2 separate regions of the Homo sapiens genome follow, and region 1 is linked to region 2. Evidence: read pairs that join two places in POLR2A ChIA-PET (ENCODE). Cell type or tissue: CD4-positive, alpha-beta T cell. All regions are shown on one strand. Each heading gives the region's core, and the rest is flanking DNA. Links, peaks and the distances in the headings are about the cores only.

Evidence for each region. ChIA-PET counts read pairs that join two places held together with the same protein. Peaks named below come from ENCODE experiments on the same cell type or tissue, not always from the same donor. Only the 100,000 strongest peaks of a DNase experiment are listed, where the experiment ranks them.
Region 1: POLR2A ChIA-PET joins it to region 2 with 8 read pairs; 3 of 35 experiments call an interaction of 5 or more read pairs at or near these places.

The regions. Positions count from the first base shown.
Region 1 is chr1:197,192,375-197,198,490 of GRCh38, reverse strand. All of the region lies in intron 2 of ZBTB41 (zinc finger and BTB domain containing 41), which reads left to right. Among named protein-coding and RNA genes, the nearest start is that of ZBTB41, 5.9 kb to the left of the region's middle. In CD4-positive, alpha-beta T cell, for the core only: no CTCF peak of the experiment used is centred there; no DNase peak of the experiment used is centred there.
Region 2 is chr1:197,903,643-197,908,446 of GRCh38, reverse strand. It overlaps C1orf53 (chromosome 1 open reading frame 53), which reads right to left. Exons shown (of 3, transcript NM_001024594.3): 2 at 2,550-2,651; 3 at 1,085-1,298. The coding sequence ends at 1,227. Among named protein-coding and RNA genes, the nearest start is that of C1orf53, 3.4 kb to the right of the region's middle. In CD4-positive, alpha-beta T cell, for the core only: no CTCF peak of the experiment used is centred there; no DNase peak of the experiment used is centred there; H3K27me3 peaks cover 1,418 bases.

The DNA.
Region 1 (6,116 bases), core at 2,070-4,569, 710 kb after region 2:
AATTACTGCAATCTGACCTGGTAGAAATTACTTACCCAGTTTAATATATCCCCATATGTCTTACAGTGTTAACTTACTTATGTTATTGATATAGGCGGAAATTGGTTTTTTAAGGAATTGGTGATCATTTGCTGTAAAAAGATGTTGCATTATACGCTGACATAACAGTGGTATCTGCTTTTTGCTTTTTATAATGTTTTTTGGAATAATTTTCTCTCTGAATCAGAATACTTTGGACAATCTAATTTAATAATTATTAATATTTTAACTGAGGCTGTGTGTAAACATGAATAAAATAACTTCTTCAGTAACAATTCCAAGAGCATATGTATACAAGTAAGTTGTTAAAGTTAGACTGGATAAAATGCTGTTGTAGAACTGTAAACAAATACTGTGAAGATATGTATAGAGGTGAGAACAGCTTTTGGGTTGAAGTACCTGAGAACATTGCATCTTTCCAATAGACTTCTTAGACTTTGTACTCTTAGTGCATGCTTCCTGTATTCTGCCTTAATTGTCTTAATTTGACTTGGAGATGAGTGAATAGGGATGAGTTCACAAATGGTATTGTAGGTGCAACACAAATATCTCAAACTGTCCCACTGAACATTAGTCCCGTGACATGCTATGTAAGAGAAGGCTTCTGTGTTCAAGTAAGATTGGGAACTACGTAATTCACAATCGGTTTTAACTGCCCAATTCTTTAGTAAAGAAACCTGTTGATTTTGCTTAACCCAGTATTTCCTTAAATCATTTTACCGCAAGATACTTTGGAGGTACTTCTTTGAGCATCCTAGGAAACTAGAGTTTTCTGCACAATTTGGGAAAATACTGCTCAAGATTGAGGTGCTGATTTACTAAGAGGAGGACATTTTGCTCCTTCCTTCCTTCCTTCCTCCCTCCCTCGCTCCCTCCCTCCCTCCCTCCTTCCCTCCCTCTCTCCCTCCTGTCCCCTTCCCCTTCCTTTTTTTCCAAGTTCAGCCCAGATAATTGTGGGAATCAGTAGGTCACATTGTAGGTTTATTTCTGACTGACCTTTCTGAATGTATTTTACATTATGTCACTCTTCTACCCATTCCTCTTTTTTGTTTAGCCCTGCTGCTTGCTTTTCACCAGTAGTTTCTCATCTCTATTACCTTAGTGTATCTATATCTATATCTATCTATATCTTATTCATATATCGCTAGTTAAAAAGCCTGAGTTATAGTAATATAAGACTGCTTGGTTTTTTTGGAATCCTGTTCTTGGGTGAGTTACTTAACCTGTCTGTGTTTTTGTTTCCTCATAAGTAAAGTGAGATGATGCTAATGTGATGCTAATAGTACCTTCTCATGGGGTAGGGAAAGGTTATTATGAGGATTAAATGGGGTAATTCTAGGGAATCACTTAAAATATTGCACAAAATGTAGGTGTTCTAGCATATTTATTGTCTCTAAGCTGCCAAACATTATTAAACAAATATGAAATGATATATTCTCTGTCATCAAGAACCTTAGAGTTTAATGGGTACATGAAAAAACACAATCATGTTACAATAAAGATAATTTTATCAGGATAAGTATAGAAGACTAAGGAAATCAGGAGAAGTGTCTCAGAGCAGATAGTATTTGAGCTGAGACTCAAAGAATAGGGAACAGTTTACAAGACAGAAGGACCAGCATGTGCAAAGGCATTGAGGTATGTTGTATTCTGGAAATTGCTCAAGTGTGAGTGGTTTCAAGGTGGTCAGGGAGGCATAGTGAAAATAACAGGAGATGAAGGTGGGCAAGAAAGTGGTGGTCAGATTTTGTATGTCTTGTATGTTCTACAGAGGTGTATACTTTGGACAATCTAATTTAACTAGACTAGACTTTATTCAGTAGGTGATAGGGACTGTTGAAAAGAATTTTACAAAGGAAACCATGGCCTGTAAGAATTTTAGAAAGATCATGGTGGCTTCAGTGTGGAGAAGGAAATTGGAAAAAGGGATGAAAAAAGAGCCAGGGAGACAAGAAGGAGCATATAACAAAGGACCAGAATGATAATGTAGCTTAGACTTGGAAGATGAGTGGCGTTGGGAGTGGGATGTAGAATGAGAGTAAAGCAGAGAGTTATGATACATTGAATGTAGACTAAGTAGACTGGTGATGAGTAGAATGAAAAGAATATGTAGCAGAAGATCCATGTGTCTTAAGTGTCCTCTCTTACCATCTTTATTATTAGAAGTACAGTTTATTTAAAAAAATAACAACACAGGAGTTCGAGCGCCACCTTCCCATTATTCTCATATCATCCACATTCCTTTCGTAGAATTTTAAAATGCCACCCAGATTTTGGGGTATTTATCTGTCTTAGATTGTGAGCCTGGAGGTTACGTATCTTACTCTTGGCTAGTATTCTTTGTAACATCTCAGGTCATTTCAAATAAATTTTTAGTAAGCACTTGTTTATTTGAGCTAAGTTGAAAAGTTGGTATCTGGCTTGACTTTGGGCTTGTAAGAAGCCAATTAGCCTTCTTTAAGCTTCTAACTTGGCTTCTTTGGGGTGGGTTTATGAGAGATGCATAAGCTTTGAGACCTTCTGCTGGAACCATTAGTTCCACAATAAGTAATCTACTAATTTGATTCCATTACTTTGCATCTTTTATCCTTTCTTCCAGTTATATTTTTCCTTAGGCTACCGGCTGTCTTCCTCTCAGCAAATTATCATGCAAATAAGAGTCCTTTGACCTTTCCCCTTATACCAAAAACCTAGTGGATAAACAGGCAAAAATAGGGAGATGACAGATGGGGTGAGAGAGAAAATTTGGATAATTCATCTTTTTTATTGTTTCCACAGAGAACTAAAATCTTTCATTAGATTAAATTCACAATCTCTTCTAGAGGTAGAACATGTTTTATACCTTTAAAAAAAAATGTGACTAGTCCATCGTGCAGATATTCCACTTAGTTCTTAATAGAAAAGGGTTATAACAATGGCACAACTCTCTAAGGCTAAGTATTTTAATTACATATTCTTTAGACTAACTCATATGAATATTTCAAGGTACATTTTAAGATGTAGCAATATCAGATATATAATGAACTCATCTGGTGATATTTCTCTTTGTAAAAACTGCATACAAAATCTAACATTGGTAATTTTATATGACCCATGTGGGAGTAAACTCTGTATAAGGTCAAATTTGTTCATGTGAAAATATCTTTAATTTATGACTTCTGATTTGAGACATGATTCATATTGGGATTCAGTTCAGAAAAATGCTGTGGATAAAATTTCTTATGTTATAAAATGTTATGTATTTTCTGTTCAGGATCAGGAATGCTTGGGTGTAGTTTAATATTCTGTGAAGGAATACTGTTTTTGAAATTGAAACTTTGATAAGTTTTAAGTGAACATTTTGATTTATACATTATTATTGAATGCCCCACTCCATGAAAGTAGAGAAACAGTTGTAGATGTTTACTGTTTGTGCTGAGGAGTGCCCTCCCCCTGGCAAAAAACAAAACGAAACAAAACAAAAACAAAGAAAAAACCCTACCAAATGATTTAAACATGAAAATCGAAGATTAACATATATTTTCCCACTAGTCTGTAGAGATCTACCTAGCTCTTCTGGGTCCAGCATTCCGTCAAAAGTTGTCTCTCCTGTTCTTGTTCAGAAATTCAAATCCATGGTGATAACAGGCCATGCAAAGCCTAAGTGCATAAAATTTGAATTAATAACTAAAAAATTATTTTACTTACTCAAATTTCTGTATTATCATTGGTCTGCTTGATTTGGCTGAATTTATTTAAAATGGTTTTTAAAAAAATCATGAGATTTTTCTAAATTTGGCTATTTCAGTTTAAATTCCCAAACTTCCTTCTTCTTCTTCTTTTTTTTTTTTTTTCTTGCTTAAATCTTTATCTCTCCTGGTCTGTAGGGAAATGGAAGCTTACTAGTCAAAGTGATTTTAATTTTTAATATAACTGCCATTTCAATGACTTCAGTATTTAGCTATAAGTAACTTAATTTTTATTTGCATGCATAGAAGAAATTCTCAATTTTAAATAGAGGGAGAATGCTGCTAATTATTAATTTAACATCTTTTCAGCAAAGACATTTTCATAGCAAGTAAATGATTTGTTGAAAAATTTTTCATACTTTAAGATTTTTATTATGCTGCTACTTTTGTTAGAAATAAAAATGAGGTCCAGGCGCAGTGGCTCCTGCCTGTAATCCCAGCACTTTGGGAGGCCGAGGTGGACGGATCACCTGAGGTCAGGAGTTCGAGACCAGCCTGACCAATATGATGAAACCCGTGTCTACTAAAAATACAAAAAATTAGCTGGGCGTATAGCATGTGCCTGCAATCCCTGCTACTCAGGAGGCTGAGTCAGGAGAATCGCTTGAACCCGGGAGGCAGAGGTTGCAGTGAGCCGAGATCGCGCCAGTGCACTCCAGCCTGGACAAGAGCAAAACTCCGTCTCAAAAAAAAAAGAAAGAAAGATGAGAAGATTTAAGCATTAGGAGGTTGATAAGTTGTCTCTCAATCTTGAGAATCTGTGCTAAACATGCACAGTCAATCCCCAGTTAAAAATGGACCTGTTCCAAAAATCACAAGTTTAGTTATTAAAAAATCAGACTGTATACTTTTGATTTTACAGTTTTTTAAATATCAGTATGATTATTTACATAATTTAAAAGGTGAGTTAAAAATGAAATGTGAAAACTTTCACAATAAGGGAATACTTAAAAACCCATATAGTGACCTCTGTCTTTTCCCAGTATTTGGTCTGATTCCTTGAACACAGCGGGGGAGGTGGTGGTGGTAGGATGTGTACATGTATGTGTAAATGGTTGAGTATACTCTAGCAGTAGCAGAGAGGGAACTGAGATACTAAGCAATTTTAGCAGTGGCAAGGGGAAAGAGCCAAGTGTATCCAATGTTATCAGAGAGCTGAAACCCTAGTTTGATTTGTTATAACAGATATTCATAAATCAGATGTATCCATGTTTATATTTGAGGTATACCTACATGTCCATATTATGACTAGTAACCCGTATGATAATAATGATGACAGTTAATATTTATTAGTGCTTACTATGTGCTGGGTTTTTTTGTTTTTTTGGTTTTTTTTTTGTTTGTTTTTTTGTAGAGTTGGGGTTTTGCCATGCTGGCCAGGCTGGTCTCAAACTCATGACCTCAAGTGTTCACCCACCTTGGCCTCCCAAAGTGCTGAGATTACAGGCATGAGCCACCGTGCCTGGCTGTGCCAGGATGTTTTAAGTGTTGTTGTGTGTATTTGTTAACGTATTTACTTGTCACAACCCCATGAAGTGTTACTAACGCAAGTAAAGAGAGGTTAAATTATTAGCTTGATTAAAATCGCGCAACTAATTTAGGAGATGCCTAAATATTGACTGAGTTTTCTGACTATATGCATATCAGATATGCATATACCATTACTATGTTCTACACCTAAATACCTAATTTTTCATTGTACTTCTGTTTTCTTTGCTTGTGATTAACATTCTTCCCTTACCTTAAGGAAATACATTGGTTTCCTTTCCTCAGTTTTTTTATTATTTTTAGAAAATATGATATTACTTGCTTAATAAAATCAGTTGTATATATATTTACTAAATTATTGAATTTATTTTATTTTATTGGGTAGACACATAATTATGATTATATCTTTCCTCAGTGGCCTTGGAATATTTTGGATTTTTCATAATTTTCATGTTATACATAGGATGTATCCTTTTTAAAGTATATGACTGAAATGCTATACTTTCACATTAGTTTTCACCTGAAGAAAAATTTATTTATACATTTATTTTTCAGGAGAGAGCAAAGCTAAGTTTTTAATTAAGAGTTACCTTTCATGTTGATTTATTTTCCTATTTTTATTGCCTTTTGCTTGGAAATATATTTCAAAATTTCTAATTCAAATTACTAGATGTGCATATTCACAGTACACAGATTACCCAGTAATAATAATAGACAACAGTAATTGATAACTTATGTGTTCGACACTGTTGTAAGTGCATTATGTGTATGAATTTGTTTATTATTACAACAGTTCTATTAGGTAAATTCTGTTATTACCGCAGTTTTTCAGATGAGGAAGATTTGAGGCATATAGAGGTT
Region 2 (4,804 bases), core at 1,939-4,438:
GTACCAGTCCACAGACACTACTCTTTTACATCCTGCTGTTACCTCTCAGGGCTCATGGGCAGTGTTACTTGGGCACCATGGTTAGAGCACCAGCAAAAGTAGGGCAACAAAAAAGCCAACAATTTGGGGAGACATTTTAATAGTTGACATTTAAAAATAAAAGACATAATCAGGAGGAAAATTAGAACTTTATTGGGCTTCTTCTCACTCATTTCACGGTTAAGAATGGCTTTTATTTTGAATTGAATGTGGGAGAAAGTACCAAAACCTTTTGTTTGCTTAAGATTTCTAAAGCTCTTATTTGGGCCACAGGCAGAACCTGAGGCAGACCCCCGAGATGTCTGAGAACCTTTCAGATTCCACTGAGGGAAGGCTGGGAGTCAGCTCTGGGCAAAGCCAGTCTTCCAAGTGGGAAGCACCCACATTTTTCTGAGTAGCTGCAACTGGTTAGCAAAGGGTTTCCTGGGGACTGCTGTCCTCATAAGAAGCAGACAAGGTGTGGAAAGAAGCTCCTGTAAGCTCCTGACTCAGGCTGGAGACTGATGCCCAGGGGCATCACCGTGGTGAATGAAAAAGTGTACAGCTAATAAAATGTTCAAAGATAGATTTGCCTAGGAAGTGCCAAAAGAAATACAGGAGGAAAGGGTGGGGGAGAAAAGAAAGGATGGTCTAAGTGACACATCTTCAGCTGCCTGACCCTCAAGTCAAAATGATTTAAAGTTTTTATTGAAAGAACAGATGGAAGATGAGAGCATTTCTTGATGCAGGATGGCACTTCTTGGGCACTCACATGCTGCACGATATATTATAATCTCCGTATAGCTCAAGATATAAATAAAATGAAGAATATATCAAAACTCTTCTATTTGCCAGCAACCTCCCTGGGATTGCTAACACTGATGAGAAAACAGTAGGAGAACGGAGGCTAAGAAAAACCAAGAGCTACTAATGTGACCCGATTGCTACTATTTATTTAATGGAACAGCCATTATTTTTCTTCAACATATGTGTCTGATAATGAGGCAAAAAGAAAGGAAAATAACGATCAATGTGCCATTTCAGAAACACACAAACATTTGTTAGCTTTTTCATTTTATTGATGTTCTTTTAATATATGTATTTAGGATTAAACTAGTGTTCAAGTACTAATAATCCAGCAATTCTGAATTGGGGCTTTATTTTTTAAAAAATACAAGCACAGTTAGGGAACAGAGATGAAATTCTTGTCAAACATAAAAATATGAATTGAATTGCTTCTTTTTAGATGGATCTTTAACATTGACTTGACCATATGGACACTGCAGAAGAAATAAAACAAATTATTATTAAATTATTTAACAATCATCTTGAAAAAGCACACTTCTCATGGTGACAAAAAGAGACTGTTAACAATTTTATATAGATCATTTGAACTATCAGGTCCTGCAGACTAAGAGAAAAATATTGGCAACCTCAGGCAAATGATCCTAATTAGGGTCCAAGAACCATTTCCTAAATTCATCCTTCCAAATTTAAGAATTTTACTGTCAAAAAATCCACTTTTAGAAAATCCTCAAATCCTCAATTTACAAAAAGCTCTTATGCATTTGATTAGAAACAGCTAAGGGCACAGGAACATACATAAAACGGAAGGTTTAATTTTTAATCCTGGCTACAGTTAATACATGCATTTAGTGTCTATTCTTTAATTATAGAGTGGCTAGTTAAAGGAAATTACACCTTCTTGCACCAAAACATACAAAGTGTTCTGTAAACAGAGGTTGTTACTGTTTATAATCTTGACCCTATAACAATTTACCTCACTACTATGCCTTTAAAAAGTAATAGTGAAGGATTCATTCCCATTTATTTTTTGCTTATAATAAGGAAGGAGAGGTTTGTTTATCTTAATTAGTGAACATAGAGAGGTATCTATTGAAATAAACATTTTAGGAAATGTACAGGCACTACATGCAGTATAATCTAGTTTCACAGTTATTTCAAACACAGACTGGAAAAGAGCCACAGAAAGGACCAGAGAGAGGAAGGTGGTGGCGGGGGGTGGGGAACAGAATGAGAGAGAGAGAGATGGAAAGAAGACAGGAAAAAAGGGAGGGAGGGAAGGAAGGAAAGAAGAAAAGAAAAAATCATTATCTGAAGGAAACCTACCTCTCAATGCTGGGCGAGTTTCTATTTATTCAACTAATAAAGAAGAGGGATCTCATCTGCAACATTCTAGATTTCTTTTCCTGCCCTCTTTGTACTTGCCTAATGAAAACAACTTATTTGAAACCCCATGAAAAGTTTCCTTGTAATAAAGAGCTCCCATGAATTTCAAATCACAGCATTTCAAGGAACTGATGCTCACAGTGAAACTTTACAAAATTCCATTAACTTTAAAAGTCCTATGTTGGTACTAAGGACTTCATTGTCGTTGGCTAAAGTAGCTTGTGAAAAGTTCACTCCAGGTCTATTTGGTTTTTTATTTGACTTGTTGTTCAAATAATAGGTATTTACGAAGTTACAGAAGCACCGCAAACTGCTGCTGTAATGCAAGAATTGCTACTCACATGTCTGCACGCAGAGCCACAACATTCACCTCTTTGCAAGTGGGCAATCTGTGTGAGCACCACATAGCCAGTAGCTGGATCCACATAGTTTAGCTGGCCAGCCTGAAGTGCAATAAAATGAAACAATTCATTAATCTCAATATTCATCATATCTCTTCACCATAATGTCTACACATAAAATACTGCAGAAAAATTTTAAACAATATTAAACTTCTTCCCAGCAGTTTTAGTGGCACTTGCAATTAAAGACCAAATGCACTCCAGCATTATACACAATCCAACTTTATGTGACATAAGGAGAAAATATACAGTTTGAGAAAAATGAGAAGTTGATGGAAAAACAAGAACTCCTCTGTACCTAATAACTATGTAGCCACTGCTCTGATATTTTTCATTTGGTTTCTAGGTAACAAGCTTAATAACAGGTGATTTAAATGATTTTAAGAGCTTAAGAGGCTGAAAATGAACTTTCACTCAGAAGTTGCAGTTGGAATTTCAGTACTTAAAATATGTGGATAATGATTTAAACTTACAGAAAAGGCGCTAATCAAAACCAACGGTCCTTATAGAAAAGTATTACCTTTGCTATTATTGAACACTTTCTTTACCTTCATGTGTTACTTCATTGCACATTTTATACTATTTTTTTTTTTGCTGGTGTGTTATTAGTTGTATTTTTAAGTGAAAAAAGTATTGTTTTAACATATTAACACTCACAGCTTTCACAAGTTTGATCAAAAGAAACTTTTATTGTACTATTTCAAATGTCAAGGAAGTATATTCTATCTACATTCAAACATGACTTAAAACGGTGTCTCAAGTACTTTGTGGGAAGGGAAAAGTAAATAACATAATCTTTTCTGTGGATTTGGGTCTTTGGGGTGATATTACTTAGCCTTGGGTTTTTGTAGAGGAACTCCCATGGACTTTTTGTATAACCTTTTTACCACGCAGTAACTCAGTGCATCAATCTTGTACAGAGTTTTTTTCATTAAAATACACATGAAACTTGCATGTCTTCTGACAAACACATTTTTGTATGAACCACCAACAACTTCTTCAGTGTCTCATTTAATGGCAGAATATTTTATTCTGGTTGAGGTTTTAACCCAATATGTTTCATGAGAAAAGTGTGTAGCAAAAGGACGGGTACAGTTGAAATCTAGCCTCACTCTAAGGCATCCCAGCAAAGCTAGAGCAGGACAGGGCAGCAGAAATCCGAGCAAGTCCCAAGGCTGGTCTGAGAGAGACTTCCCAAGTCCAGGGAGACCACAGAAGCAGATTACATGAAATCAGGAGCACTCAGCACTACCTTAGAATGACCGATTGTCAGGGCCTCACTTCTTTATTTATTTACGAAGCTCGTGTTTGGAGACTTGGAAGAAAAACAAAAAAACACTAGGAACTCTGTAGCAGGCTTCTTTTTACTTTTCATAGCTTCTGGGAGTCTTCTGAGGGCAATTATCTGGCAACCTGGAAGCCTAACAGATTGCTCCTGCGCATGCCCCTGCTCTACAGCTTTCCATGTTGATTGAGCACCTCTGAGCTTGCTGGCTGCCCACACAAACTTAATTTGTCCTCAGTAAATGAGCCTCACGTAATGGTGGCCACAGACAAAGATGAAGCAAGGGTGCTGACAGTTTGACTGGAGAGCAAGATGCTCAGTGATGCGCATCGGTACCCGGAGAAAGGTAAGAGAGCTATCTGCTTTGAGGCTGGAAGAAGGACCATAGTGAGGGGGCTCAGATTTGTCGAAAAAGAAAAACAAGCAGCTTGTTATTTACTGGGCTTACTTATGGTCACCTGGATAGTCATTTAACCTGTGATACTGACACTGATGAAACAAATGTGAATTTCCCGAGTGAGAAAAAGTTCCTTTCCTTCCCTAGACTGATTGAAAATTTCTTCACATGATACTGGTGTTTGCTCTAAGGAGAATGACACTTTTCTTTAATATCCACCATATCTATATTGCGAAGTATGAGAACAAATTATATACATTATTTTTAAAAGGAGAGCATAAACAAGAACAATCAAAAGCTGCCAGTCACTTCCTAATGAGTCTTTATTCAGTTTCAGCACTTGAATGGGTCAGACCGACAGTGGATTCTCAGGGCCTACTAACTGTCATTATTTAAATAAGTCAATTTTAGGCAACCTCCGGGATTTTCTTCTCTACCCCTTTGGCTCAAGTCATACCATATAATATTAGTCCCATCAAGTACTGGAGGCACACACACATAGCTTATTAAATG